Linked DNA regions of Homo sapiens: region 1 is linked to region 2. Evidence: chromatin loops called from intact Hi-C (ENCODE). Cell type or tissue: heart left ventricle. All regions are shown on one strand. Links, peaks and the distances in the headings refer to the core of each region. The heading gives the core; the rest is flanking DNA.

Region 1 (15,928 bases), core at 4,257-9,256, 130 kb after region 2:
TGAGTAGAAACTTCTGGCTGTGCCATGATCTCAACCGGCTACTGCCAGGAGTTTGGGATGACAGGTTTCTGCCTCTAGTCGGCCCTCGGCTTCCCCAAGAAAATTGAAAGTGGAAGCTGGCTCCAGGCAGACCAATATCCCCAACCCAGAAGTGTTGGGGGTTGTTAGAAAGCCCTTCCCCAGACAGCCTCACACCTGAGTCTTAAGTCCGGTGGTCACGCTAATCGTTTTTAACTGTCCGACAGGTGCCCGGTATTTTCCTCCAATTCTAAGGATAGGACAGAATAGCAAGCGAAAGTGGTCCCAATATTACTCATCGCTTTGGAGGTCCCATGTGGGTCACCAAAATGTTACTGGGGGGTCCTTGCACCCAGAGCTCCCAAGATGGTGGTGGGCCACTTCCAAAATGGCAGCAGGCCACTTCCAAGATGGTGGCAAGCCTCGTGTTCTCTGATCTGGGGTTCTTGGCCTCACAGATTCCAAGGAATGGAATCTTGGGCCATGCGGTGGTGGTGGGCCTCTTCCAAGATGGTGACAATCCTCGTGTTCTCTGACCTGGGGTTCTTGGCCTCATGGATTCCAAGGAATGGAATCTTGGGCCATGCAGTGAGTGTTATAGCTCTATTAGAAGCCATGGGCCATGGAAGAGAACCGTGGAACCCAGTAACTAGCGTTCAGCTCGATTATGATCAACCCGGGCACTTAGCCATGCAGGAACAATGGCAAGCCTTTAGCCTGATCGGGAGCGGCAATGGGCGCCCCGCTGGATCAGGAGCACAGCAGACATCCTGCTGGATCCAGAGGGATGGAAGTCAGCGGTGGGTCTGCGATGGCGGCAAACAGCAGAGGTGGACGGTGAGCGAAAGCTCAGCTCAAGCCGTAACAAACACGGACCAGAAGAGTGCAGTTACAAGATTTAATAGAGTGAAATAGAGTGGAAACAGAGCTCCCATACAAAGGGAGAGGACCCAAAGAGGGTAGCCCTCTATGTGTATTAATCTATTAATAATTATTAATGTATTATAATATATCATATTATAATATATTATGATAACATAATCTATACATTATAATCTGTACATTTTCTATATGCATATGTATATTATATATTCACTACAACCTTTAATTCTTACTGTAGAGGATAAAGCTCCCCCTCTGTAAGTGGACTTTAGATTCAGGTGAACCTTGGTTCATGTACCATCTTTACCATCTACTACGTTTGCCCATGAGGAAGTTACTTAACCACCCTGTCTCTGCCTCTTCATCTGCAAACTGAACTGTGAGAATGAGAAGAGATGCCATCGATGAAGTATCTGATACCTGCTATTGCTATTCAATAGACTTTTATTCCTCCTGGGTCCCAGCATCTGTTAGCCTTTCCAAATCAAACAATCAGCTTCTTGTTCTTAGAACTTAAGAATAAAATCCTCTCCAGCTCTGGACCATGGTTGGGCCTGGGACATCCGGTGGCTCAGAGCAGACATGAGATGACAATGAATTCGTTCTCAGGATCCACATTTTCCAAAGCCCTTAAACTTCCTCCTTGACAGGAGTTTAGGTTCTTCTTTCTGCCTTCTCAGTCATTCCATTTTTGCTCCCATCAGTAGTTTGTCTAACCAGTAAAGCAGCTCCTGGCTCCCACTGCAACAGGAAAAACTGAGGGGAAAATCCTCTGGGATTTTTCTTCTTGATATTTTTATTTAAATGTCATTCTGTTCCAAGTTGGCTTCTTGGAAGCTCTGGCTTGGAAAGATTAGCTTTGTGTCTTTCAAACTACTTTGACTGCAAAAAAAGGTGGGAGTCTTCGGTTACAACAAAAATCCACTCCCACACTCTTCTAGAGTAGGACATTTTTTGCAGTGGGAGGTAAGTTATTTTATTTCCATTTAAACAAAAATTGTATTTTTAATTTTATTGCTCCTATTCATTATATTGCTCCTATTCATATTGTTATGGGTTTTCTAGAATAGGCCATTGAGCAGAAAAGAGTTAGACTGGCTTATATTATGGGGAGATGCCCAAAATGCAGCAATTGGATTTTAATTTATCATTAACTCAAGCTTTTAACTATTTATGACTTTATTTATGTATATTAAAATTAATTATTCCTTGCCTTGAAACTTACCATTTTGTGAAATCCAAAATCTTTATATTGGTCTAGTTCTTCTTTTAATTCTTTAATAACTTCTTCTTTCTCTTTCAGTTTTCTTAACAAAATATTTGTTTTGACAGTACTCGCATCTTGCAAAGAAACATTCTCTTCTTCTACCTCAAAGAATTGCTAGGGACAAAAAAAAGCAGCATTAAAAATTAGACACTAAGCATTAAAAATTAGGCACTTACACTAAATTAGACACTCAGCATTAAAAATTAGACACCACCAGAAAACATTTCATCTTTTAAGCTACTGTTTTGTGAAGGTTATTTTTGTAACCTGCATACAATTTTAGTAAGCAACTTTATTTATATTGAAATATATGCTTAAAAAGTATTACGCACTATGTAGCACAGTGTTATCCTATAAAACACAAAGCATGGTCAGTTACTCTTACTGTATCAGCCATGTAAACTACAATAGTAAAGAGCGAGATGGAAGATTAGGAGAACGTCTACTCAACAAGAATTTGGCAGCCATCCGTGGACAAAAGTTCCCTTGAGGGAGATTTGGGACCTGGATAGAAGACTGCAAAACTCTAGTGGAGCCCAAGACTGAGGAGGGCTGTTTTGACTGGCAGGCTGCACCTAGGTGGCAGGCTCACTGACCATGGTCCCAGCTACAAACCCAGAAATTGCTTCATTGCCCTGTGGACTTGGTCCTGCCTCTAGAACCATCTGCCAAGAAATCCAGGAGGAATCACATTCACCTGTACCTCTGGTGACAAGCCCACAGGCCTCAGTCTCAGCTGTGGATCCTGAATCAGCTCTGTAACTCAACCAAACCCACTTTCAGCTGCAGTTTGAGACCAGTCCTGCCTGCCCAGGCACCTGCTGGGAGTCATGCCTATTTGTGCCTTCAGAAGCAGGTTGGCTGACCTCAGTCTCACAGCAGATCTTGAAACAGCCCTTTAACTTGGTCCCAGCCCTCTCAGCTGCAGTCTGAGAGCAGTCTTGCCCACCCAGGGGCTTGCTGAAAGCTATGCCTTTCTGTGCCCCAAAGGCAGGCCCACTGATTTTGATTCCACTGCAGATCTTGGGGTGGGCCTGCAACCTAGTTCTGTCCCTTCCTAGCCTTCATCCAGAAGCAGTCCTGTCCACCCAGAGATCTGCCAGGAAACATGCCCATCAATGCCTCTGGAGGCAAGCTGCTGACCTCAGTCTGATGGAGAAGCCTGAAGTAGCCCCGTGACCCAGCTCGAGCCCACTCAGCCATGGTCCAGGAGCAGTCCTGCTTGCCCAGGAGCCTGGCAGGAGGCACACCTTTCTATGTCTCTGGAGGCATGTCTGCAGACCCCAGTCTCAGTGTAAGCCATGAAGCAGCCCTGTAATTCCCTTCAAGCTCCTGTCAGCCATGGTCCATGGCCACTTCTCCTTGCCCAGGTACCAACTCAGTAACCCAGCAGGAACACTACAAGGGACCTGAAGGAATACACACTCATCTGTGTGTCTGGTAACAGGCCCACCATCTGCAAACCCAACTGTGAAACCTGAAGAATCTTCTTTACCCAGCACCAACTCTACAGACTAAGGTCCTGGAAGCAGTTTATTCTTTCCAGGGGCCAGACAGGATCCAAGCCTGTTCAAGCCCCTAGTAATAGGCCCACTAACATGGTCCCCATTGCAGACCCAGCAGCAGCCACGTAACTCGGCTGCAACCCTACTCAACTGCAATCCTGGAGGCAATCTTATCAGCTTAGGGACCCAAAAGAAGAAAATCTTTACCTACCAAAACCAGTCTGTAATGACTGGAGGAAGTGTCTGCTCATCCAAATGCACAAACACGAACATAAGGCTATATAGTTAGTGAAGAATCAGGCAAACATGACACTCTCAAGAAAATGAATACAGTTCCAGTAACTGACTCCAAAAAAATGGAGATCTGCAAATCATTTGATAAGTAAATCAAAATAATTATCTTTAAGAAGCTCAATGAGACGCAAGAGAACACAGATATGCAGTTGAACAAATCAAGAAAAACAATGCATTAACAAAATTAGAAGTTTAATAAAGCAATAGTAAATGCTAGGCATGGTGGCTTGTGTCTATAATCCCAGCTACTTGGGAGGCTGAAGCAGGTGGATCACTCGAGGCCAGGAGTTTGGGACCAGCCTGAGCAACATAACAAGACATCCTTCTGTAAAATTTTTTTAAAAAGAAAAGATTAAAAAATGGGCCAAGGCCTAAATAAACATTTTTCCAAAGATGATATACAAATGGCCAACAGTTACATGAAACATCGCCAATCATCAGGAAGATGCAAATCAAAACTACAATGAGATATTACCTCATTATGATAAGAATGAGCTATTAGAATGAGTATTTTCAAAAAGATAAGAGATAACAAGTATTGGCAACGGTATGGAGAAAAGGCAACCCTTGTGCACTGTTGATGGGAATGTAAAGTGGTACAGCCATTATGGAAAATAGTATGGAGGTTCTTCAGAAAATTAAAACTAGAACTGCCATATGATCCAGCTATCCTACTTCTGGGTATATATTCAAAGGAAATAAAATCATGATCTTAAAGATATTTGCATTCCTATGTTCATTACAGCATTATTCACAATAGCCAAGATATAGAAACAACCTAAATATCCATCAACAGATGAATGAAGAAAACGTTACATACGCGCACACACACACACACACACTCTCTCTCTCACATACACACACACACAATGGAATATTTACAATGGTAGTATGTACAATGTATATATTAATACAATAGAATATTTTTCAGCCATAAAAAGAAGGATATCTTGCTATTTGGGACAAGATGGATGAACCTGGAAGACATTATGCTAAGTGAAATAAGCCAGATATAAAAAGGTAAATAGTGTATTATCTCATTAATATGTAGAATCCAAAAAAGTTGAACTTGAAGCAGGGAGTAGAACGGTGGTTGACAGGCTGGGCGCGGTGGCTCACGCCTGTAATCTCAGCACTTTGGGAGCCCTAGGCGGGCAAATCATCAGGTCAGGAGTTCGAGACTAGCCTGGCCAACATGTGAAACCCTGTCTCTACTAAAAATGCAAAAAATTAGCTGGGCATGGTGGCGGACACCTGTAATCTAAGCTACTTGGGAGGTTGAGGCAGGAGAATCACTTGAAGCCAGGAGGTGGAGGTTGCAGTGAGCCGAGATAGCACCACTGCACTCCAGCCCAGCCTGGGTGACAGTGCCAGACTCCATCTCAGAAAAAAAAAAAAAAAAAAAAAGAATGGTGGTTGACAAAGGCTGGAGCACAGGGAAAATGGGGAGATGTTGGTCGAAGGGTATAAACTTTCAGTCATAAGATGAATAAGTTCTGGCAATCTAACGTACAGTATGGTGACTATGGTTAATAACGCTGTATTGTTTACTTGAAATTTGCCAAGAGAGCAGATCTTGTGTCCTTACTGCCACCGCCCCCCACCCCACACACAGTAGTAACTGGAAGTATGTGTTAATTAATTTGATTGTGGTAATCATTATACAATGTATTTCAAATCATCACATTGTATACCTTGAATATATACAATTTATATTTGTCAATTATACATCAGTAAAGCTGGAAAAAGGTAATAATAGTAAATCCTAATAGTAAATTGACATCACGATTTGTGAATATCCTACTTTAATATTCCTCTAGAAGGGAAGACAGTAAAAATTTGAATATGTAGAAAAGGAAGTAAACATCAATGGTGCAACTAATTGCCTCAATAGACTGGAATGGAGATGTTGAAAGAAGTAATACACCTTGACATCTTGTTTTAAGCATTTAGATGCTTCCTATCTGCATTCATTACTCTGAAGAACTATATTACAAAACCAAAAAAAGGATGAAATGCTTTAAAAGTGGATAATGTTACTTACTTCCAGCATTTAAAAATCTTATTTTCAACACTGTTATGCAAAACCTGTGGTTTAGTTTGGACTCTTTTTGAAATTATAAAGAAACCATTTGATTCTTTGTGTGTTTGTTACTAATATATTTGGGTACATACAACATACAGGAAATATAGCAAAACCTAGTAATATCTGCTAATATACTTAATGTTATATTTCAAAAGAGTTAGATTTGTAAGCTCAAATTGTCCTAATATGATGAATACCAGCAGACTAAGAAGAATAATATATGAAGGTGGCTATGAACAGCACTGGCATAATCTATACAGTATGAAAAAATGAATGTACAGTAGAATTAAAAAGAGTGAAAAAGAATACTCCATATGACAATATCCAATATCAGCTTTTAAAATTTTGTGATTTTATTTATTTAGATTTTTTATTTAGTTTTTTTTTTTTTTTTTTAAGACAGGGTCTCACTCTCACCCAGGCTGGAGTGCAGTGATGCAATCGGCTCACTGCAACCTCCGCTTTCTGGGCTCAAGTGATCTTCCCACCTCTGCCTCCACCTCTGCCTCCAAAGTAGCTGAGACTTCAGGCACATACCACCATGCCTGGCTAATATGTGTAATTTTTTTGCAGAGACAGGGCTTTGCCACATTGCCCAGGCTGGTCTCAAACTCCTGAGCTCAAGGGATCCGCCTGCCTCAGCCTCCCAAAGTCCTGGGACTACAGAGCCACCGCTCCTGGCCTTAAATTTTGTGATTTTTAAACAAGAGTATTGATTATGTATATCTAGTCTTTACATCTATTCTTACATATGTCTACAGCTCAAACACTCTGCTAAGGTCAACACACATTTATTCTACTAGGGCCCTTAAGTGTTACTAGGCATTACGTATCCAACAGATCCAAACAGAGTTCAACACCTTCACTGTCATCCTTTCTGCGTCCCCTTATTAACAGCAGCATAAGCCAGAAACCCATTTTAAGCCCCTTCTTCTCTTTCACGAACTAATCAAACTTGTTCGATCTACCCCTAATTCTGTACCAAACCTCGTCACCTTCTTTCCTGTTCCACTACAATCTTCGTACTTGCCTTGTTCACCTGGATATTGTAAAAGCTTCTTAAAACTAGCCTCCCTGCCTCTTGTTTTGTCACTTCCCTCCAATCTTCATCCAGTAGCCAAATAACCTTTCTAAAATACAGCTCTCCCCATCTCCTCCTACGGGCTAACATCCAACTCCCTTAGCCTGGTATACAAAACGGCAGCCTTCATGATCTGCTGCCAACTTACCTGGCCAGCATCTCATGCCAGTCTTCTCTCCTCTTTCTTCACCCAAACTGGGCATTTTATCAATACTGATACACTCGGCATCCAACTTCTCAGAAACACCACGTTGCCACAGGTCTCTGTGCCTTTGTACTTGGAGTTCCCTCTTAGCCGACCCAACAAACTTTTGCTTGTCATTCTAGCAGAATGGTATTAGAGTGGGATAGCCTGAGTCTGCAGACCAGCTCTGTCAGCTTGGGACCTTGAACAAGTTTCTTAAACCCCGAGTGTCTCAGTGTTATCATTTGTAAAATGGGACTATTAATAATAATACCTGAATTGTGAGAATTAAATAAGATAATGCATGTAAGCAATTTTGGATAGTGCCTACAACAAAGACAGCCCCCAGTAAGTATTATATCCCAGCATTTAGTCCTGTTGTGGCTATTTTTCATTCAAATCCAGATGCCACCTGCTCTGGAAACCTTAGCACCGGTCTCCCACCCACCCACCTTCCACCCCTATGTCCTTTCTCTATCCTGTGAACACTCTTCTTGGGGTCACTTTATTATTTGCTTACTTTCTAACTAATTTTTATGTTCTGAATAGGTTGGGTTTATTTTACTCTTAAAAAAGATACCTGCGCTTATATGTTTATTGCAGCACTATTCACAATGGCAAAGTCATGGAACCAACCTAAATGTCCATCAATGGTTGATTGTATAAAGAAAATGTAATATATTAATATATATATCATGGAATACTATGCAGCCATTAAAAAGAATGAAATCATGTCCTTTGCAGTAACATGAATGGAGCTGGAGGCATTATCCTAAGCAAATTAATGCAGGAACAGAAAACTAAATACCACATGTTCTCACTTCTAAGTGGGAGCTAAACAACGGGTACACATGAACATAAGGACGAAAATAATGGACACTGGGGACTCCAAAAGGGAAAAAGGTGGCAGGGAGACTAGGGTTGAAATATTACCTATTGAATACAATGTTCAATATTGGGGGATGGATATACTAGAAGCCCAATCCTTACCATTATGCAATATACCCATGTAACAAGCATGCACATATACCCTCTGAATCTAAAACAGAAGTTTTTAAGCCAGCAAAACAAAGATTGCATGACAGCGCAGAAACCAATGCACTAAAAATTATGAGAAAGTGATGCAGGCTGTTTAGGGAATGATGTTCTGACTGGTGCCAAGTCATCTTCATCAGAGCATGTCACGGAAGTGCCCTGGGAAACTCATTTAAAATCTCACCCAGGTACCACACTGAGAGGTGCTTGAGCCAGCCTGCCTTCTGGATGGGCTCGGCCACTCTGGACTTCAGGACAGGGAGGGCCACAATTCTTTGGAAGAACAAAAAAGTTTTACTTTTACATGCTTCCTAACCTTGTTTTATTAGTGCAGACTCAAAGATTCCTCTTTCAGTCGGTCCTCAAACTTCAGCTGAAGCAATTGTTTGAAGAACCCAAAATCCACCTGGAGGGATTTACCTTTGGCTTTTCAAAAAATGGTTGTAAGGTCCAAATACAATGAATTCATTTTTCTTCATCTCCTGGAATGTTTCTGATGTTTCACTAGTGTTTATGGAATGAGCTGGACTCTGTGGGAGATAGCAGAAAGCAGTGTGATTTTCCCACACTGCCCCTGCAAATCTAGTTTCTAGTCTCATAGTTCTCACCTTTTAGGACTTTCAGGAAGACACCATGGCTTTATTTTTTTAACTTAGTAACAACTTTAACCTTAGACAATGACAACAAAATAAAAGGAAGAAAGAAAATGGGAAGAAAGCAAAAACCAAAACCAAAACAAAAAATTCTAGTCTAGCCAACTCTCACCCATTAATGCTTCTGTCCTCCCACCACTCTGGCCCCCCTTAGATTTGGCAGTCTGCAGTGGAGGAGAAGGGTTGAGCCTCTCTTTCTTTTATTTCTGCAATTTGAGATTCTCCAACTATCTGGTGCAGAGGAGAGGGAGAAACGTTAAGGGAACAGAAACAAGTGTCAATTGACAGTAACCTGCTGCCTTTGGTTCCCAGGAGGGTCCATGCTGGCCTGGCATCCTGCAATGCCCTTCACAAGAGCAGTGCCTCACTGGCTTCTGTCCTAGGACCTGCCCTTCTGCTGGCATCCTGTCACCTCTCCAGATGGTCCTTGTCAGCAGGCTTCTGCCCCATCACCCCTCCTGCTCTTCTGTGAAATTTTTCTGGCAAGTCCCATACCAGTCCTCACATTCCTCAGACCCAGGAATGCTTGTCAAGCTCTCCAAGAGGTCTAAAACTCCACTCTTGCTTGGCTCAAAGGAGAAATACTCTCTTTCTCTCTCCCATTTACAGGTCAGCACTCCATGTTGCCTGCTTTCCCCAAAATGGTCCTCTTGACCAGCTTTGTCCATTTCCAAATTCAAGATCTCTCTTATATTTCCTGGAGATGGATGATGGGCTAGTACTGGCCAATTAAGCTGCTCCACCAAGTCCTGGAATGTCCTTCAAAGAACATCCTGCTGGCATCTATTTTTTTTTTCTTTTTAGATAGGGTCTTGCTCTGTCACCCAGGCTGGAGTACAGTGGCATGATCGTTGCTCACTGCAGCTTCTAACTTCTGGGCTGAAGCCATCCTCCTGTCTTGGCTTCCCAAGGCACTGGAATTACAGGCATGAACCACCACACCCAGCCACACCTCACTTTTGAGCAGTATTTTGTTATTTACTTTTGGGGCTTTGGATGAAACTGAAACCCAAGAGTCCCATTTTAACATCCCATCTTAGGGTGGCTTACTAAAAAATGTATTACCCTTTAGTTTAAATCCCAGCCTAATCATGTGACCACTTGTCCTTCATCGAGAGGTTCTTTCTGACAACTGTCAAGTTGACAGGAGCAACAGACATCCAGGCCTGAGGGCCTGAGTATGACAAAGTTCAATCAGGCTGCACAATTCACTTATCAAACACAGGAGTTTGAAATTCCAGCTTGGGGCCGGGCACGGTGGCTCATGCCTGTAATCCCAGCACTTTGGGAGGCCGAGGTGGGTGGATCACCTGAGGTCCGGAGTTCGAGACCAGCCTGACCAACATGGAGAAACCCCGTCTCTACTAAAAATACAAAATTAGCCAGGTGTGGTGTCACATGCCTGTAATCCCAGCTACTCTGGAGGCTGAGGCAGGAGAATGGCTTGAACCCGGGAGGCAGAGGTTGCTGTGAGCTGAGATCATGCCATTGCACTCCAGCCTGGGCAACAAGAGCGAAACTCCATCTCAAAGAAAAAAAAAAAGAAATTCTAGCTTGGGTTCAGTAACAACATCAAAATAGTTACTGCCTGCTGTTCAAGGAAAGTGTTTTTGGAATTTCAATTGTCTCATTAACTTTCTAAAATAAAATTTCTATATTTTGGTGCCATCATTCTCATTAAGGTCCCGGTGTTAGTTTGCAACATTTAAACTAGGGAATAATTACTCTGTGAACATTTAGATTGACTAGGACAATACTGGATGGGAAGCAAGTCAATTGCTTACTTCAAAGGCGATATATCAACCTTTTTAGATAATGAAGGTTTTTATAATAGAGATATTAACTTTTATCATTTAGTTAAGATGGTGTCAGTATTAACTTTCTTCACTCTAAAGTTAATAAGTATTATACTTACTAATTAATACATGTTATACTCCTTAATTAATATGCATTTACTCCCAGTTAAAGTATTAATATGCATTGGTAGGGAGATATTTTAGTACTTCCGTAAGACAAACTTTTTCCTGAAATAAATAAATGCATTAGTTATTCACTTATTTACTTATAACAGTGAGCTCATGGATTCCTATTTTACTCAAATGGTTACAATTCATAATTATCATTATTTATTTTGATGCATGGATTTTCCCAGATTGGCCAAGTGGAATGAAGGAAGCCCCTACCAGCTGACTCCTGTGTTCTGACATGCCTTCATAATTTTTTGAGCATTTCCTTGCTTCAGTTACGACAAATATTGCAGGTCCTTCTTCCATTTTCCCTGTCCCTGCCCTGGAGTTGGCTACTCCTCCAAAAAGCCCTGGTTTCTTTTAGTGTAGAATATCATTTAAATCTAAAAGCTGAACTCTAGGTGTACTCATTGCTATAGGAGTGTCACTGCCTCTAGGCGCTCTCCATAGACAGAACTAGGATATACATAAATGTATCTACACACTTATATATACACATTCACATACATCTATATAGTTGCATATATGTATCTGTGATGATTAATTTTATGCATCAACTTGGCTAGGCCATGGTACTCTTTTTCAAACGTTAAATGTTGCTGGTATTTTTAGATGAGATAAATATTTAAATAGGTAGCTCTGAGTAAGGCAGATTACCCTTCATACTTCCATCATGTAGATGGAGCTCATCCAATAGGTTGAAGGCCTTCTCAGAAAAAGACTGAGATTCTCTGAGGAAGAAGAAATTCTCCTAGAGGACTGCGTTCGGACTCAAGCTATAACATCAAGTCTTTCCTGGGTCTCCAGCCTGCTGGTCTGCCTTGCAAATTTCAAACTTGCCAGCCCCCATAATTACATGAACCAATTCCTCAAAATCTCTTTTATCACCTCCCCACCCTCTCTTCTCTTTCCCTGTTTTCTCCCCATCTCCCCCAAATATTCATTGTCCTTCAGGGCTCAGCATAGGAATCACCTTTTCCTAAAAGTCTTCCTTAACTATTCACCCAAATTGACAGAGAGTTATGCACCCACTGGGTACAAACCTCCAATGTGGACTGTAATTGCTAAGTTTATTATCTCTCTTGACCACTGGATTATCCACAATGAGTACAAGGACTGGCTCTGGGCCTGTGCTGGAAAATCAGACAATGGGTGGATGAAATGAATCAAAACGTGAGTGAAAGAACAGTTAAAGACCTCGACATTATGGATTGCCTTTATTCTAGGAAATTTCCACTAGGAATTCATGATCTATTTCCAGTACCATGGTGTAGGTCGAGATATCTTGACACTCTTCTTGATCATATTCAACCCTTTATTCAATAAAATTTGTCAAAAACCTATTACATGCCACGCAGTCTGCTGGGAGAAGAATACAAAGATGAGTAAGACTCGGTCCCTGCTCTGCAGGAAGAGTCTAGTGGACAGATCAATATGTACTGGGTAAATGTGATACAATTCACTGTAGCTATTATACAGCAGAGAAAGAGCAAGAAGGGACATTATGTGAAAATTCCAGGGAGGTGGTTAATAACTTGAGGAGAGCTGAGGGAAGCAGGCGACGGCCCAGTATTGTGGGAGGGTAAAGTTTTAGCTAAGAAGTGGAAACAGATAAAAGTGAAGACATAAAAGGACCTTCTAAGCCATGCTAAGGCACTTAAACTTCATCCTAAAGGCATGGAGGAAACACTGAAGGATTTAAACAGGGCAGGATATGGTCAGACTTGTGTTTTGAACGACCACCCAGATGACTGGGCAGACGATGGACTTAATGAAGACCAAAAGGGATAAGAAGGCACCAGCCACAGGCCAGGTGAGCAACGCTGACTATCGAAACTAGTTCAGAGGCAAACAAGACGTGGATTTAGGAGGTAAAAAAACTGGCAGGATGGTCAGGCATGGTGGCTCACGCCTATAATCTCAGCGATTTGGGAGGCTGAGATGGGACGGTTGCTTGAGCCCGGGAGGCAGAGGTTGCAGTGAGCAGAGACGGTGCCACTGCACTCCAGCCTGGGAGACAGAGCAAGACTCTGTTTCAAAAACAACAACAACAACGAATACCCAAACAACCAAACAACAACAAAAAACTGGTAGGATTCAATGGCTTACTAAATATGAAAGATGAATTTGTTATCTAGTGCTGCATAAAAGTTTTACCCCAAATGTAGTGGCTTAAAACACACACGTTTGGCCAGGCACGGTGCCTCACACCTATAATCCCAGCACCTTGGGAGGCTGAGGTGGTAGGATCACTTGAGGCCAGGAGTTTGAGACCAGCCTGGGCAACATAGTGAGACTCGTCTCTAATGAAAAAGAAAAAAAATTAAGTTAAAACACACACACACACACACACACACACACACACACACACACACACAAACTTATTATCTCACAGTTTCTGTTGGTCAGGAATTCAGGTAGGTCCTCTGTTCAGGGTCTCCCAAGGCTGCAATTAAGGTGGTGTCCAGGGCTTTGGTCTCATCTGAAGCACAACTGTGAAAGGATCTGCTTCCAAGCTCACTCAGTTTGTAGAAAAATCCACTTTTTTTTCAGCTATAGGACTAGAGGCTTCAGTTTCTTGCTGTCAGCCAGAGGCTATACTCAATTCTTTGCCACGTGGGTTTCCCCAACATAGCCTCTCACATAGCCAACAGAGAGACTCTAGCAAGACAGATACTACCCTTTTATGTAACATAATTACATACAACTCTTTATCTTTGCTGTATTCGATTGACCAGAAGCAAAAGTTAAATAAATTTAGAAACTTGTTCATAGCTGAAAAAAAAAGTACAGGTACTTGTGACCTTAACTGGTCTCCAGAGGGCAGCAGAGAGTCATTTATACTTGTCAATCTACAAAAAGTGTATATAGCACTTCGTTTTATTTTCAACTTTCCTCTGTTCTTCCTTATGACTAAGCCTTAACAAACTGGGCGGCCAGGATCTGGAAGGCTGTCTGAGGTCATGGATCAAAGTGATGCCAACAAGCCAAAGCAAAGATTCCAATAATGACTTTAATTTAATTTAATATAAACAATTTTTTCTTAAGTCAACTAACCACAATTAAGCATATTTAACCAACACATATTTATGAAAAACTGATGAATACGAAGAATTTAATCATTTCATAGCTTTCTACTCCTAGAAGTATAAAGCATATGGACAAAGAGTAATATTCATTATTCAGCTATATTTTTGAACATTTGATATACATTAGAAATAGATCAATGTCCCAGAAATTGTAGAAGACACAAAGAACTATAAGAGCATGTGTTTTTTGTTTTTTGTTTGTTTGTTTGTTTGTTTTGAGACAGGGTCTTGCTCTATCACCCAGGCTGGAGTGCAGTGGCATGATCATGGCTCACTGCAGCCTTAACTTCCTGGGCTCAAGTGATACTCCCACCTCGGCCTTCCAAGTAGCTAGGACCCTAGGCGCATGTCCCCATGCCCAGCTGATCTTTTTGTATGTTTTGTAGAGGCAGGGTCTCACTATGTTGCCCAGGCTGGTCTCAAACTCCTGAGCCCAAGTGATCTGCCTGCCTCGGCCCCCCACAGTGCTAGGATTATAGGCATGAGCCTGGCCAAAAGCATGTTTTTAAAAACCACGAAATTCTGACTTACTCTCTCATTATAAACAAGAATAATACCGGATAAGATAGATTAAATGCATCTTTTTTTTTTCTTTTAGAGACAGGGTCATGCTCCGTCACTCAGGCTGGAGTATAGCAGCACAATCATGGCTCACTGTAACGTCAGACTCCTGGGTTCAAGCAGTCCTCCCACCTCAGCCTCCTCAGTAGGTAGGACTACAAGCATGTGCCACCATGCTGTCACAGGATCCTTGGGGTGTTGCTTTGCCAGCCAGAAACCTCTGTGGTCAGTGGCACTTTTGCCTGAGTTTTGCCCAGGCCTGCTGTGCTCATTCCACCCGCTTGGCCGGGCAGGCTGTGCTCGGCTCATACTACCAGCCTGGATCCCATGCCTGCCAAGGGCAAGCCAGATGCAGAGTGACAAGGGGTGCATGAGTGAGTGCAGGGTCCAGCCACTACACACAGCTAGGCATGCCAGCTGCAGCAGGGCAGGCAGCACCAGGTGCTGACAAAGGTGCCAGCTCCCTGCAAGGCTGCAGCTGGACCAGGTATACCACAAGTGGCTTCCACTGCTGGCATAGGGGAACACAGTGGCACCTGGAAGCTTGGAGACACCAGGAACTGCAGAGCCCCAAAGAGGGTGTCACAACACTGGCTCAGGGAGCTCCTAGGTCTGGGCGCCCCCAAGGGCTGCAGCTCTTCTCTCCGTCTTGTTGCCTGCAGTGTGGTGAGCGAGGGGTGTGTTTCAGCCCTGTTTTTATTACAGCTTTTTTAGTCCCACCATTTGGTGGGTCCCAAGTTCTCGTCCCACACGCAGGAAGAATGAGATATGCAGACAACTGGAGGGTGAGTAAGGCAAAGAGGTGCTTTATTGAGCAACAGTACAGCTTGCAGGAGATCTGAAGTGGGTAGCTCCTTTCTGCAAGCAGGTCATCCCAGCATCTGCTCAGCTCCCAGCTAAGAGAAGACCCACAGTGGGTAGCTCCTTTCTGCAGGCAGGTCATCCTGATATCTGTTCAGCTCTTAGCTGAGAGAAGACCCCACAGCGAATAACTCCTCTCTGCAGGCAGGTCATCCCCACTTCTGCCAGAGTCTGGCTGAGTCTAGGGTTTTTATGGGCTTCAGAGGGGAGGAAGCTCATGCTGATTGGTCAATGGGCAGCCATAGGTGGGCCTGAAAAAAGCACCATAAGTTCTCACTCCAGTCTGTGGAACTGGCAGCCTGGCCCCCAGGCTTCAGGCCACCCCTGGGTTGAAGGTGGAGCTTCACCAGCGACACATCCCTTTCCACTCGGGAGCCTGTCGCTTCCTGCTGCTGTTCATGGTGCCCAGGCTGTTCATGCCAAGGGACACCTGCAGGCCTGTGCT
Region 2 (15,928 bases), core at 3,812-8,811:
AATGGAGTTTCTGGGGTTAAAAATAGTACTTTTGTAAGGTTCTTAATAAAAAGCACATCCTTTCTACCAGGTCAGAGTTCAAGGAGCTTAATGAGTTTGAATAGGCTTACCATGGGTCCATTTAGAATAGTCCCTTGCAGAACTGAGCAAACCGGTCTACATCATCGAGCAAAGCCCTTCCCTAACTGCTGTTCCAGCCCAGTGATACCACTCAGATTGAGTTAATGCCCCTTCATCTATCTTCCCACTGAGATGCATAGCTTAGGTGTACTTAGGTCACCCAGTCAAACTCCCTAAAGGGGCAGAGCTTTAAGTTCATCAGTAAGTCCCTAATGCTGGCACAGCAATTCCAACAAGGTTTTAGAGTCTTCATTATAAAATGGGAATATTCATGCCTACTTTGAAGGAATGCATGTGAGTGTAAATGAGATTGTGCATGAAAAGTGTTCAGTATAGTGTCTACCACGTAACAAAGACTCTACAGACCTGAGGCTCTTCCTTTTCTCTTGGAGCTCATCTTTCTTCCCCAGTGGTGACAGGGTCAAGGCAGAGAGAAAAAAAGGAGGTAAATACTCAGGAAATAAAATAATGCCATATAAATTGTGACTTTTGAGTAAATTTTATGAACAGGCAACATTTATGGAATGGAGGCACCGACCCCAAATCTTGCATCCACTTGGATTGCTACCACTCCTGAAACCATTACCATTTGAGTCCTTCTTAGACGCTAAGGAATTGTCACCAGAAGGCGGAATCATTTGCTTCTCCACAGTTTTGTTTGGAGTAGTGTTTCTCCAAAAGTGGTTATTGGACTATGTTAGAATCACCTGGTATATTAAGTTAAGAAAAGCTAGAGGTTGTAACAAATGGTCCCCAAATTTCAGTAGCTGACAGCATAAATATGTAGTTATTGCTTATTACATAGTCCAGTGACTGTTGCAGATTGTAAAGGGTGATCTTCCCTACACACTCATTCAGGGGCACAGTTTTCCTTCCATCTAATGTCTCTGCCATCACTCAGGGCATTTAGAGTCCTCTCTGGGATCCTCTGTACCAAGGTGGCAGATGACAAGAGGAGAAAAAGCCAACTTAGAGGATTTCAAGAGTGGTTTTAGGGACTAATGCTAGAAGTGATGTACCTTACTTTTGCCTACATTCCATTGGCCAGGACTGAATTACACAGTCCAACACAGCTGCAGGAAAGGCTGGAAACTGTAGTTTAGCTCTATACAAGAGAAGAAGGAAACAATTTAGTGATCTCATTGCATATCTAGGGTGCTTATTAAAAAATTATGTTTTCCAAAATTATATACACACACATATATACATGTTTGTGTATGCATATACACACATATATACATGTATATGTATGCATATACATATAGATGCATATGCACACATATATATAATGTGCATATATAATATTATTTATATATATATATATAATGTTTTTTCCTGATGCTACTAGACCCACCAAATCATAAGTTTTGAAGTTAAAGCTGATGACTTTTATAGGTACTGAAGTTGGAGTGCTGGTCCAAAGATGGCTTTGATGGTTCCAGCACTAACAGTAACACCTCCTCTTTTCCAAAGTCTATCACTGTCATTGGTCTTCCTTAAATATCAGGCTGAGTCCCAAGAGTATTTTTTGCAAATCTTTCAGAAGTTGCAACAACTGTAGCATGAGGATTCTCAGGATGGTTTGTCCCCAACGCTAAGATTGCAACATCCCAGTAAGGATGTGAGTGAGCGTGCTGTTTGCCAGGTCTTTTTCTCGCCAGTTTTATTCTTACTCAAACAAAGGGAATATTGTGGGGCTTCACTGAGTGACACAAATGGAAGCTAGCCCACACAACTAAGATCTATTTGCTTTAGGGACACGGTTGAGGTCACTTTTCATTTTATGGGTACATCATTTTATGGGGGCACATGGGAGAGGTTTCTGTCTGATGTCAGTACTGCAAATAGTTGTTCTTCTGTGAGAAACCAGTTTACTTTTATCTTAGACCCCGTGAATCATGACATTTATTGTGTTTTTTCTTTGCATTGGGAACAATGAGGAGGTTTGGAGCCAGAACTTTAGAGCATCTCCAGCAAGTGTACAGAAATTAATTCCAGTTACATCTGATTTTTTCTACTTTCACTCCAAATATTTTCATTTACTTATTTTCTGATCTTGTTAAAGTACACATATTTGCGCATACTACTTAATATGTATTTTGAATGAGCAGGGTATAAATAGATTTTTAACTGTTAAATATGATATTACAGGCATGGTGGCTCATGCCTGTAATCCCAGCACTTTGAGAGGCTGAGGCAGGTGGATTGCCTGAGCTCAGGAGTTCAAAACCAGCCTGGGAAACATGGTCGAACCCTGTCTCTACCAAAAATTAGCTGGGCTTGGTGACTAGTGCCTGTGGTCCCAGCTACTCGGGAGGCTGAGATGGAAGGATCGCTGGAGCCTGAAAATTTGAGCCTGTAGTGAGCTGTGATTATGCCACTGCACTCCAGCCTGAGTGACAGAGTGATACCCTGTCTCAAAAAAAAAGATGATATTGTGACAGAAAAATGAACAGAACAGGTCCTTGGTCTTTTTACCATATTTTAGCCCAAGGAAAATTCTTCCTATAAATGGCACACATGAAGCCTTAATCACTGGGTTTGACCCAGTACTAACTGAGCTTCCCTAGAGATCTCAGAATAGATTCATTAATTAAAACCGCATATACCTTTCCAAGATGATTCTGTCTCAGTTATTTCTTTCCTGAGATAGAATCACCCCAATTTGGGCCCAGAGGCAGTGAAGAACTTAAATGTCATCAGGAAGAAGTGTTGAATGGACCACTCTTGTCTTTGATAAATTTTGCTCTTGCCTGAAACTTCTCCACCATAATGTTTAGATCAGACGATGAAAACAAAGTGAGAAACAGTCAGGCATCCTTAAGACATTGCATGACTATTATTTAGTAAAAATTTTCCCACATTGAATTGAATAAGTAAGTTATGGAGCAGATTGAGAGAAAGGTATCTAAATGTCCATTCAATTAACTAAACTTTATTAGACACTGTCACTGTGCTTTCATGTTATTTTTATTACACACACGCGCGGGCGTGCGCGCACACACACCCTCCCCCCCATCCCCCCAACGGAAACAAGCACACACCCGGGACGGGAGGTATTAAAAAGGTGTGATCCCCTTGCTTTTAGATTTGAGCAGATGGCCCATGGTTTGAGGCGGTTGCCTCCGCAGGCTCGGCCTTTACCTTCAGCACCAAGGCCAGCGCACCTGGCTCCACGAGGCTCCCAGAACCTTCGCCATTCCGGGACTCTCATGCCCAGAACTGCAATAAAAAATGTTATTTCTCAATGAAATTCACCTTCCTAACTCATGAATTGCGCTTCATTCATTGCTCTTCACGAAGTGGTCATTGGTACCAGCAGGAAAAGTGTGAGACAAGGAGAAACGAAAATGTCCAACGTATTGGAGACCTGCCCCCTTACACACATGCACGCACGCTCACACACACACAACCAGATGGTCCGGATGTTGGTTGAGTTTTGCTCTCCTCACTCCTCAGGGACCCAGTTCCTCTTTGCACGGGGAAGCAGTTAGGAAGAGCATCCCTTTCCTCCAGTCCCAATAAGGAGCGATTCCTGAGCGAGGATTGGGAGGGGAGGAACACCAGTGCTCAGGTCTCTGAGTTTCTAAGGTTTGTCCTCCCACGGAGGTTTTTATCCTTGGGGCTTATGTATAGTTTTTGACTTTAAGGCACACAAAGACAACCTACCCAAAAGATTGCCATTCCCAATTAAAGTCCTAATGAAAACAGCCCCGTGAGGAAGACACATCAGACATTGGTTCCCATTTCATGGATGAGAAAACTGAGCCCAAGAGGTTAAGCTACTTGCCCAAGATAACACAGTGAGTCACCGACAAAGACGAACCCCAAAGCTGGATTTCCAATATTCTTTTCTGCTTGCCTTTCCTCACTAAGATGCATATATTTACCAACTGTCACCACGATCCGCAGTTCTTCGCCCCTCCCTCTGTCCCAATTATCTAGAAACAAAAAGAGTAGAAAATCGAAAATGAGATGGAGGTCGGCAGGGGTGTGAGGCCACGGATGGCTGCTGCTTCCTTGCTTCCTTCTTTTGAAGCCAGAATCGACTCTGCTCTTGCTCGATGACAGCCCCTCGCCGGAGGCGCGGCTCCTGGCCTCTGCGGGGGTCCGCGCAATCCGGGCGCCTCCAGCTGCCCCCCTCCTCCGAGGGTCGCAGCCACAGAGCGCAGGCCCAAGCTGGGGCAGACCAAGGGCGGCTGGGGTGCTCATGCCGGTGCCGGCATCACTGCCGGAGCCGCCCTGGGCGCACTGCACCCAGCGCTGCTTCTCTCGCTGGTTCTGTGCCGCTGCTCCTCCCGATGCTTGGGGGACCGCAGGGAGGCCGAATGACAACCGGGGAGCCTCGGGGCCGCGCCTGAGGCCCAGAGTCTGGGCTGTGCAGAGCGCAGAGCCCCAGCTTCCCCAGCTCCCTCCTGGATTAATGCTTGGTGCCAGGGAGAAGCGCAGGGCTCTTTCCGCCTCCTCCCCAAGTGCACCCGGGCGCGCTTCCATCTGATTAGAATGTTTCTTCCATCTTATTAGAATGACAGTAGCTTTCAAGTCATTCATTATGAGAAGAATTTTAGTCTTAAAAGAAAAAAGGGAGTCCCACTGTAATTGTGAGTTGTAATAAATGCAAACTTCTGGTGCCTTCCTCTGCAGCATGGAAGACAGTAAAAAATGTGTCTCGTCCAAACGCACCCCCTCTCCAAGCCCATTGTGAAGTCAGTCGCCAACAAAGGGGACGTGTGAATATTCAACACCGACTCTTTCACTTGTTTTTTCCGGAATCCCTGAGTCGACTCACCCCCTCTCCTTTTTTTTTTTTTTTAAATGGGCGAATACCTGTTTAAGTTTTAAAAGCACATGGAAATTGCCCGCGAGCGACCATATAATTTGATTTGCCAGGCAATCTGCAGAGCGATCGCACGTCATTTATAATGTTCATTGAGCATTTTGCCTAATTGTGTCTGTCTCTGAAAGGGCAGCGCACCCCCTCCCGACCGCTAGCAGCACAAGTGGCGACATTCCCATGGAGCGGCCGCGCCGCAGCTTGCCGCATTCAGCGCGGACGGCCTGGCCGCGCGCTTCCCCGCCCGGACGACCGGGCGCGCCTGACACTAATAGCTCGCGGCTCAGGTACGAGCGGGCGCCGCATTTGACTCAATTCAATTCACAACCGGCCGCGCTTGCAGGTGTCGCCTTTTGAAACCGCCATTCAGGCGGCCGCTGTTCACTTCTCGCTGCGCCGCGGGTTCTGTAGAAGCGCAAGAATGGGGCTGATTATTCCGGTGCCCACATGCCGCCCCCACACGCCCCCACCCCCGTCCGGCGCAAGACTTCCCTTGGCCAAAAGAGGCGTTTAATTAGTTCTGGGGCCGCGGAGAGCCAGCGTGGCCGACAAAGCCCGGCTCCCCAGGTAACCCGGGTTCCCTGCGGACCCGGGAGGGGGCGCGCGGGGCCGGAGCACCGGCCTTGGGCTGCGCGCTCCCTCCGGCGACACTGCCGTCCCCCTGGCCTCCGGCCCGGTCCCCCGCAGGCCAAAGGCTCATCTGCCGGGCTTGGGTGGCCCGGGCCAGCGCCGCCTGCGGTCCCCGAGTGCGGCTGGCTCTAAGGCCGGCGCCCTCTCCCCGGCTTTCAGTGCTCAGAGCCAGGCCAGCGGGAAAGAAGGCAGCATGGTCCGCAAAAGACAGGTGGCAGTGGCAGTCTTGCATGATACTTGTCCTTCTTCCCTGTTCCCCATTTTGGGGAAACACTGGAAACACTTTTCTCTTTATGCGCATTCGCGTCTCAGCACCGAGTGCTCCAAGCCCTGCGCGCAGCGCCGGGCTTGGAAGGCGGCGAATGGCTGCCTAGCCGCCGCCCCTACTAGTGACACTCGGCCGCCAGCCCCCGCCCAGGATGTGCACATCTGCTGGCAGCACTGGCCCGGGTGGCAGTCACCGGGCCACCCACTCCACAGGTACAACCGCACCCAATCCAACCTGGAACTCGGAGGGCTGTGCGCGCCGAGCTGGGATCGCGCCCCAGCGAGCCGGGCCTTTGGCTGCGCCAGGGCCCAGGCCGAGTCATCCCGCCGCTCGCGTCGCCGCGAGGCGGGACACCGTGTGATACCTTTGCCGTGGGCTGGGCGTCGGCCGCGGGGCGGAGAGCGGGTGTCCCACCTCGCCTCATCATTTGATTTCCGCCAGCGTCTGAGGACGGCGCACCCAATTCGTTCCACTCGCTGCGCTCTGTGAACCAGCGGCGGGCAGGGCGGGGGAGGCCGGGCTGGGGGAGGGCAGGGTGGTCCCAATCCCCCGCCCCCGCCCCGCCGGCCTCGCGGAGCACAAGTGTTGGGATTCCCACGGGCAGGCGTGCTCTGCGGCTGGAGGCCCGAGCGCCCAGGGCCCAGGAGACGTGGCGGACACAGAGGGGTTTGTAGGCACGGTGACCTCCGTGCTCCTGCTCTGAAAGGGCCTGAAAGGAGCGGTTTATGGTGCATTACCAGTCAAGGGCTCAGGTACCAGCGCCTTGTGTCGGGAACCCGGGCGGCCGCCCGTGCTGCAGGTGTCTGCTATACAAACGCCCCGGGAGGGGGAGGGCAGGCCGCCGGATTGGGGGCCGGGGAGGGGCCTCCGGCCTGGCCTGCTCCTGCCACTCGCGCGGTTTCGCTCTTGCTCCTCTGCAGCCATAGCAGCCAGCCAGGGGTGCAGACGGAGATCCTAGCTGCCGGGACAGAAAAAGCTGCAGGGGCCTGGCTGCCCAGTCCCGATTTGGTTTCAAGACTAACGGCAGCAGGAGGTCACAGGAGGCTTGAACCTCTCCGGGGAGACAACCGCTGTGCCGGGGAAGAAACATTTTGCCCATATGTTGGGCTGCTTGGGCCTCCAGAGGCCTGCCAGGATTTAACTTGAACTTTCCAGGTAGGCCTGCCCTCTCCTTGTCTATCTTCCTGTGCAAAGAAGGGCCTGAGCCCAGGCGCATTTAGCAGCTGTTCCTGGTTAAACAGCAGTGTGGCCTTCTCACTGACCTCTCCCAACGCCACAGTCGCTCCCTGCCCAGAAGAAACCACGGAAGGTACGTTAGCTTCTTTGGGCTGCACCAACAGCTATGCCTTTAGTGGGTCACTCCTGTACCCGTCTGTGTCCCGAAGGCCTGACAAACCAAGAAATTTAGCCCCCCACCCCCACCCCCTCAAGCTGGCTTCTAAAGCAAAACCTTAAAATGCTTTTTTTCCTTAGGGAGGAAATTGTCAATGGAGTTTACTCTCTAGGTAAGCCCCAAAAAGTCTTCACACGGCGGAAATACTGAAAAAGAAAAATAGCACAAGAAATACGGCTATAATATTAAGACAATTTTAAAAAGAACAAGTGGTGTTTAATAATACTCAGGGCCAACTTGAAGAAAAGATGAGGGAGACAGAAATGTTGGGTGTGTCTAAAGGGAACTTCAAAAGGTTTTAGAGCTTGTCTGTCTTGCCTAATATTAGCTGGAAATTTCCTTTCCCTTAATGCAAGGCCACCACCCTCATTACTTTTATATGTGTCATCAATTATTAGGATTCGTTTTTGACCAGATAAAAGAAAATGATTTTCTTAAAGTAATAGAGAAGTTGGTCCAGGAATAAGGCAGTTGGCCAAGGATAAGGAAGATGGGTGTGTGTCTGAAAAGGACTGTTTGCAAGGAGAATAAAGGGGAGAAAATAGATTCCTCACAGGGTGAAAGTCTTTCCCATCTGCAAAAATAACGGAAAAGTCACCCCTGACCTTTCTTTTATCACATTCACAACTCTACTTCTTAATAAGTTCCTCCAGATAGGGGTCTCAATCAAGTTCATTGCCTTTATTCAGTCTTCATCAGTCTGCACCCCAATCTCACATTGAAACTGTTTTTAATCATTTTACCAGCAATTTCCATGTCCCCCAATTTAGGGCCAATTTACAGACCTTAGTTTGCCTAAAATTGCAGTAACAGGCCCACCATTCATCCTGATGGCAAAAGCAGAATCCTTAGTATCATCTTTTCCTTCTCTCTTTTTCCAATTCCCACATTCAATAAGTTCAGAAATCCTAGTAATTCTTTCCAAAATCTCTCTCCAATCTGCCCAGTCACCACCCAGTTCAGTCCTTCACAATATCCCAGCTGTTCTGCTGCCACGGCCTTCTGCTCAGTCTCCCTGCCTGTAGTCCTGCCTTGCTTCCATCCATTCTCCACAGCGAAGCCCCAAGCACCCTTCGTAATTGGTAAACTGGATCATGCTATCCCCCTGGGTAAAACCGTTTGTCGGCTTTCTATTCCCAAATTAATTATAGGTAAGTTATAAAGATGTGCTGCTATACGAGTCAGTTATATATATTATAAAGAATGCATAGGACACACAATTTTTCTAAAAAAAGATAAAAAATGTAGATGATAGTTCTGATAGTTTCTTCCTATACCCCTATAAGGTTTATCCAATCTGCAAATGACTATCTATATGATGCCCATCTCCATAACACAGTTTACAAGGTCTTCTTTGATCTAGATCCCATCTACATTTCCATCCTTACCATCCCTCTTTACTTCATCCTTAATAAAATCCTTTTTTAAATAAAATTTTTTATTTCTTCAAATTTCATGATGATCATTCTGTTTCATGTTACTGTCTACCTCTAATCCTCATTTTCAATCCTCCATATGCCCCATGGAAAAAAGGATATGTTGTACCTACTGTTCTGTTGCTAGTGTTTAATGCTAGCAACAGACAGAACAGTACATAGAAGAGATATTCCAAGCACACTTCCCAGCACACAACAGGTGCTTAATAAATGTGTGTTACAGACATGAACATCGTGCTTCTTTAAGGCAGCCACGTTTTCTATGAAATAACTCAAAATCAGAGAAAGCTGATCCATAGAAAATGAAAAGGATGAAGATGTGCAGAAGGAAAGAGAAAGAAGCACAGGAAAGACAGAGACAATGTCCAGGCATCTTTCTAGATCATGATGTGTTGACTAGTGTACAAGTTTAGCTGCTCTACTGTAAAAAGTTTACAAATATGAGATACAAGTTTATTTACTTCTCATAGAGACAAAACAAAGCTGGATAGGTATTCCAGGCTTGGTATGGGCTCTAAATGATGTGGGGGACTTCAGTTCCTCTTGTGTATTTGCTCATCTATCCTCAACGTGTAGCTTTCAACTCATGGTTCATAGTAGCTGCTCCAACTCCTCCTGTTGCCTCAGCATCCCAACCAGTGGAAAGAGGGGAAGTGACAATATAGGACATGTCTTTCTCCTTCAAAGACTGAGTCTCAAAGCTTGGCCTCATTTCTGGTCACAACCCATTACTTAGAAATTAGTTTCATAGCCACACAGAGCTGCCATGGTGAGCAGGAAATGTAGTTTTTATTCTGGGTAGCTATGTGCCCAGCTAAAATCCTGGAGTGCCATTATGAAAGGAAGGAGAAAATAGCTATCAGGGGAGAATCTTCAGTTTCTACAACACTTGGCACTGCTGCCTCCTGAGGCCTCACTGCATTCCTGCTATCAGATTCTAGGAGATGCTCTGTATCCCATGATGTATCCCCCTTTTAATGTCTAACTTAGTTCAAATTGGCTTTCACTACTAAAACCAAAAGACTGTAAACAAATCCACAAAGGTACTGAGTCTCTATGCAATGACACTAGGTGCAGAATGCTACATGCACCAACCTAGGTATGTCAGGTGGGCTAGGTTTTGCTGCAGTAGCAACCCCCAAATCTCAGCAGCTTCACACAACAAAAGTTTATTTCTGGTCCAGGTTACCCGTTCTATGAAGGTTTGCGGGGGAACTTTGTTCATCAGAGTCACTCCAGGTCCCCAGCTGACAGATGTCCTGCCCCAAGGTGTACGTCCACAATCATTACAGAATATGGAGGCAAAAGACAAACTGTGCACTGGCTCTTAAAACTTCCTCCCAGAGGTACCATGTCATTTTCACACATCTTTCATTCACTGAGCATGTCATATGGCCACATTTCACCTTGAAGAGGGTAGAGAAGTGTAAGCTATCATCTGCCTGGACGAACTAGAGAGTATCTGTGGTTTGCTCCACTGGCTCCCACAACCTAGGTATGGTGGAAGCTTTTCCGGTTAATTTTTATTTTTGTAAAGCATCCAGAAATTATAAAATGATCTACCTGTACCTTCCTTTCTTCTCTGCTCAAACTTGTCCAGCTGAAGAAGAAATGTACTCTCTAAGTCCTGGAGACCTCCAAGGCCAATGACAACATAATTCCCTCACATCATTTTAAATTTGAGCAGGGAAATATTATATAACAGATGATGCATTCTCAGCTTTGGTTCCATCTGGGACATCCCTTAACATTTTTAGGAGTCTCTGCATATATTCCTAGCACCATCTTGGATTTCTACAATGGGTTTATACTCAGGTGTAGTAGATAACAAGCTTCTGAAAAAGAAAAAAGGCCAGGATCAGGAGTGTGTAAGGATACAGAAAGACATTCTACCATGAGGTGCACACAGGGAAATCTGTTTCTAGGGCTGGCAAAGGCTAAATAAAAGTGAGATTCAGTGGACACGAGGAAATCTCTGTCTACCCCCGAAATGCCTTCAAATGACTGCACTAAGGCTCAAATGCCAGATTCAAAAAAATCCCTTCCTGTGATTTACGGCATTACCTTTCAAGAACCCTAATCAAATGCTGGGGAGGGAATGATGTGGTTGCTCTGTGTTGCCCATACCTTAGGGGAGCAGATGTTTTCCTTTATGGCCTCTAGCTGAGACCAATGGCCCTGAAGTAATTGGCTTCTAAAGAGGGCAAAAAGGATAATTTGGAGCACTGGGCATTCTTTGAAGACATAGGTCTTGGTGGGGCATCCATGTGTTCACCATGAGGCCACTCCATGCCTGGGATGAGGCTGGGCTGTGGAGGCAGGACTAAGAAAGTAGATGCAAAAAGGCACACTGGAAGGTGCAGAACGCAGGCTGTGCTTGGGGCTGAGCCCCTAACATCCCATGGATTTGCTGGGGATATCCATGGGCTATTCACAGCTCTAGGCTTTTGTAAATATGTTCAACCTCCCAGAAGCACATTTCTGCCCCTCCTCTTGTGGTCATTATTTCCTCAGGACTGGCTTAGCTCAACATTGTTCCTTTTTTTTTTTTTTTTAACCCCCCGAGATAGAGTCTTGCTCTGTTGCCCAGGCTGAAGTGCAGAAGCACAATCTGAGCTAACTGCAACCTCTCCCTCCAGGTTCAAGCAATTCCCCTGCCTCAGCCTCCCGAGTAGCTGGGATTATAGGCACACACCACCACCCCCAGCTAATTTTTGTATTTTTCATAGAGATTAGGTTTCACCATGTTGGCCAGGCTGGTCTCGAACTCCCGACCTCTCTGCCTGCCTCAGCTTCCCAAAGTGTTGGGATTACAAGTGTGAGCCACCACTCGTGGCCAACATTGTTCCTTTTTTGAAGCTCTCTCTGTCCCCTCATTCTTATACCGACTTATGCCTCAATATAGCCCTCACTGAACCGGATCATAATTACTCACTCCTGTCTTTACTACACCAAGAACGTGCTAAGGGGCAGAGACTGCACATATTCATCTCCGTATTTCCACATACATAACACAGTCACCTGAACATGGTTGATGCTCGAAACACATTCCTTAAAGCAATAAACTAAAACAGCGTGATTTGACATTTTCTCAGTATTTCTGTGTTTATAGCTTCATATATAATTATGAAAAACAACAAGATTATTCAGCTTAAAAAATACCTAAGTAGTCAGATGTGGTGGTTCATGCCTGTATTGCCAGCACTTTGGGAGTACAAGGAGTTCGAGACCAGTCTGGACAACATGGTGAAACCCCATCTCTACAAAAATTAGTCTGGTGTGGTGACACATGCCTGTAGTCCCAGCTACTTGGGAGGCTGAGGTGGGAGGATGGCTTGAGCCCAGGAGGTGGAAGAGGCAGTGAGTCATGATTGCGCCACTGCACTCCAGCCTGGGTGACAGAGTGAGACTCTGTCTCAAAACAAAGCAAAAAGAAAACAAACTTAAGTGATTGTTCAGCATTATATAAAGTAGTAGTTTCCAAAGCAAATAAGATGTTCTATTGAGGTGCAGGAAGAATTTTAGAACTTAAATCTTTACTCACCTTCTTAAAATTTCTTTTTGTGCATGTTGAAAAATGTACCCAATATATTACTACAGTCCTATCTGTGTGAATTTAAAATATATAAATGTACATATATTCTCAAGAGGTCATACTCAAAACTGGTAATGATAAGGTGCGTTGGGCACAGCTAATCTCCATCTCCCCAACACACACTACTTTTCTCTCTTTCTTTGATGACATTCCAAGTTTTAACTAGAAACATGCTGGGTATATACCCAAAGGAATATAAATCATGCTGCTATAAAGACACATGCACACGTATGTTTATTGTGGCACTACTCACAATAGCAAAGACTTAGAACCAACCCAAATGTCCAACAATGATAGACTGAATTAAGAAAATGTGACACACATACACCATGGAATACTATGCAGCCATAAAAAATGATGAGTTCATGTCCTTTGTAGGGACATGGATGAAGCTGGAAACCATCATTCTCAGCAAACTATGGCAAGGACAAAAAACCAAACACTGCATGTTCTCACTCATAGGTGGGAATTGAACAATGAGAACACTTGGACACAGGAAGGGGAACATCACACACCAGGGCCTGTTGTGGGGTGGGGGGAGGGAGGAGGGATAGCATTAGGAGATATACCTAATGTAAATGACGAGTTAATGGGTGCAGCACACCAACATGGCACATGTATACATATGTAACAAACCTGCACGTTGTGCACATGTACCCTAGAACTTAAAGTATAATTATATATATATATATATATATAAAGAAACATGCCTACCAACCTCAAGACTGTTTGTCTGTGTCCCTTGCAGCTAGATGTGGCTATGTGACAGCTCAGGCCCATTGACTGTGACCATCCTCGATGTAAGCAACCTTCAGGTCATGTTCCTAAAAGGAAAGAAGGAAAGTGCGTCCTTTCCTTTTTCTTGCTGGCTGGGATGGAGATACAATGGTAGGAGTAGGAGTAGGAGTAGGAGCAGCCAGTTTAAACTCAGGGATGGAAGCCATGTTTCAGGAGCATGTTTCAGAGCAACAAGCTGCAAGGAAGCTGGACCTCCAACCCGTGTAGTCATCATATAAACTTTGGATTGCCTATGCTAAACTATTACATGAGAGAGACATAAATATTATATTTTAATCACCCTTTAGACATTTGTTACAGAAGGCAGAACACTTATCCAAAATAATGCAAGGTGTACAGTCAAAAAAAGAACTTCTAAGTTGATACAGATAATCAAGGCTCAAGGTGAAAGATAGCAGTGGAAGAGAACCCAGTTCTTCTTTGAACCCCTGTAATATCACTTCTCATGCATGCCTTTTTCTTTTTTCTTCTGTACTTTATAGACATTTGATAAAAAAAAAAACTTATTGATTAGCCACTGAGTGTAGGGGAAGCAAGATGGGAACTGGCAATCATTGAATGCCTGCTGTGTATCAGATGCTTTACCTAAATCATTTGCTTTACTTTCCACAACAATCCTTCAGGTAGACATTGTTATTTCTTCCCCTTTCACTAGTCAGTGAAACTAAATCTAAGCAAGATCCAGGAACAAATGACTATAAGGACATTTGAGCAGATATTTTGATCTGAATTCAGATTATGTGGGTCAAATTTCCATGCTTTTCCATTCTCTGCCCTTTCATATGTGTTTCTTACCTTTCCAACTCTTCCTCTTGCATCTTCTCCCTCTTATTTTACTTCACTTCCTTTTTACTTTCTTTCCCTGTCCTCTTTCCTCTCTGCTATCTACCTCCTGAAGCCAAACATCTGTATTTGGTAATCATCTGGAACAGTACTTCTCAATCTTGACTTTAATATGCATATATGTTCATATGTGTACAGGTGTGTATATTTTTGTACACATACACATATATATGTACTTGTATAAAATCTCCATAGAGATTACTTAAATTGAACACAAATACTGTAGTAATACTTTGGGTACATTTTTCAACATGCACAAAAAGAAATTTATACATTTATAGAAAACAAAACAGAAACAAATAAAAACATTTATGGGCTCTCAGTGTTACATTCAATTATTATTCATATTAATAATTTAATTAGTAATTTAATTATTTTAATTAATTATTAAAACAATTAATTTCATATTAATAAATTAGTAATTTACAAAAACTTAGACCATTAGAATAAACTCTTTCTATGTACTGCTCTTGGATAACTACAAAGCCAAACAAAATTTAAAATGAAAAAATTCTATAAATCAACAAAATTCAAATTAACCAGCATTTAATATGATGGATAATATGACTCTGTCGTAGTGACATATGCCACCTACAAAGCTAACATGGTATCAGTTCCTCTCTTCAGTCGACTGTGTGCCATGGGATAGTTCTACCCCAGTTTAATTAAACTACCATGGTAGCTTTGTCTGTCTAGCTTGTTGTGCAGCTATTTCATCTTTTCTAGGCACAAGCACAATCTCTGTGTGTTTTCTTTAGCCTGCAGTAATTAAAGTTGCCTGATTGGCACCCCCTAATCTTAAACACGAATGGAAGCCCAGATTCGGGTCCCATGTCCCATGGTTGGACCAAGTCCTACGGTGCTCATCTAGATGTTCCAGCAGACACCCATACTTCATTGTCATTATTTTTTAAGATTATCATCTAAATGATGTCACAAAATTAAAAAATTGTTGTAATAAAACTGTGGTGCTTTCATTGAAGAAATATGGATCCAGAAAAATCAGAGGCCCATGGAAATGAGAAGTCCAATGATAGGTCCCGCCAGGAAACTCAATCCCAGTAATGGAGAGTCCCCTTGTTATGAAGAGAGAAATGGCTATAAATATGATTCACTGGTTACAGAGGAGTGAGCAGATTGTGAGGCAACTGTGTCCCATAACAAGCCTGGCTGATCCTTCAGATAAGAAGTGAAATAAACGCCCCTGGCTTCTCTGCAGGGCTGGGGAGAGTGAGGGAGTTAGAGGGGGAAAGCTGTCTCCTCCTGGACTCCTACACTCAGAGCCTTGGAGTCAGTCTAACTGTGACTTGGAGAGGGATACTGCAGAGGAGAAATGAAAAGCACTGGCCTGTGGGAACACCCACCCCCCACCACCCTGAGCACCTTGCTCTGCCTCAGCACAGATAATTCTCTTAGAGGACTAGACTGTGTAAGTGAACTACTTTTCTTTTTCTTTCTTTCCTTTCCTTTTTTTTTTAGAGACAGAATCTCACTTTGTCACCCACGCTGGAGTGCGGTGGTGCATTCACAGCTCACTGCAGCCTTAACTTCCCGGGCTCAAGCCATCCTCCTAGTTCAGCCTCCTGAGTAGCTGGGATCACAGGCATATGCCACCATGCCCAGTTAACTTTTTTAATTTTTGTAGAGATGGGGTCTCACAACGTTGCCAAGGCAACTCCTGGGCTTAAGTGATCCTCCCACCTCAGCCTCCCAGAGTGCTGGGATAACAGGCATAAGCCACCATGCCTGGCCAATGAACTACTTTTCTGGCCCCCACTTTAAAGCCAGCGGCATTAGCAAAAAGCTGTAACTAGACCAAATCCTGACTGCTCCAAAAGTCGTGAGAAGAGCTGAATAGAGGTGTGCTGCATCTTCCAGTGTGGACAGTGAATTAAACTCAGTATTTGTTGATATAGTCATTGATACTGTCCACTATGAATCTAGGAGGTAGGATGGGGTGGCCAACACCAAGAATGACTCCTGTGTGATTAAGCAGGCTCCCACTTCTCAC

What was found. Peaks named below come from ENCODE experiments on the same cell type or tissue, not always from the same donor. Only the 100,000 strongest peaks of a DNase experiment are listed, where the experiment ranks them.
Region 1: it touches region 2 in a loop (6-fold over the local background); 11 of 110 quality-filtered maps call a loop at or near these places.

Annotation. Positions count from the first base shown.
Region 1 is chr10:23,301,179-23,317,106 of GRCh38, forward strand. C10orf67 (chromosome 10 open reading frame 67) reads right to left here. Exons shown (of 16, transcript NM_001371909.1): 5 at 2,126-2,281. Among named protein-coding and RNA genes, the nearest start is that of C10orf67-AS1, 35 kb to the right of the region's middle. In heart left ventricle, for the core only: no CTCF peak of the experiment used is centred there; no DNase peak of the experiment used is centred there.
Region 2 is chr10:23,168,206-23,184,133 of GRCh38, forward strand. No RefSeq gene overlaps it. Among named protein-coding and RNA genes, the nearest start is that of PTF1A, 16 kb to the right of the region's middle. In heart left ventricle, for the core only: no CTCF peak of the experiment used is centred there; a DNase peak (open chromatin) is centred at 6,646; H3K4me3 peaks cover 1,211 bases; H3K27me3 peaks cover 5,000 bases.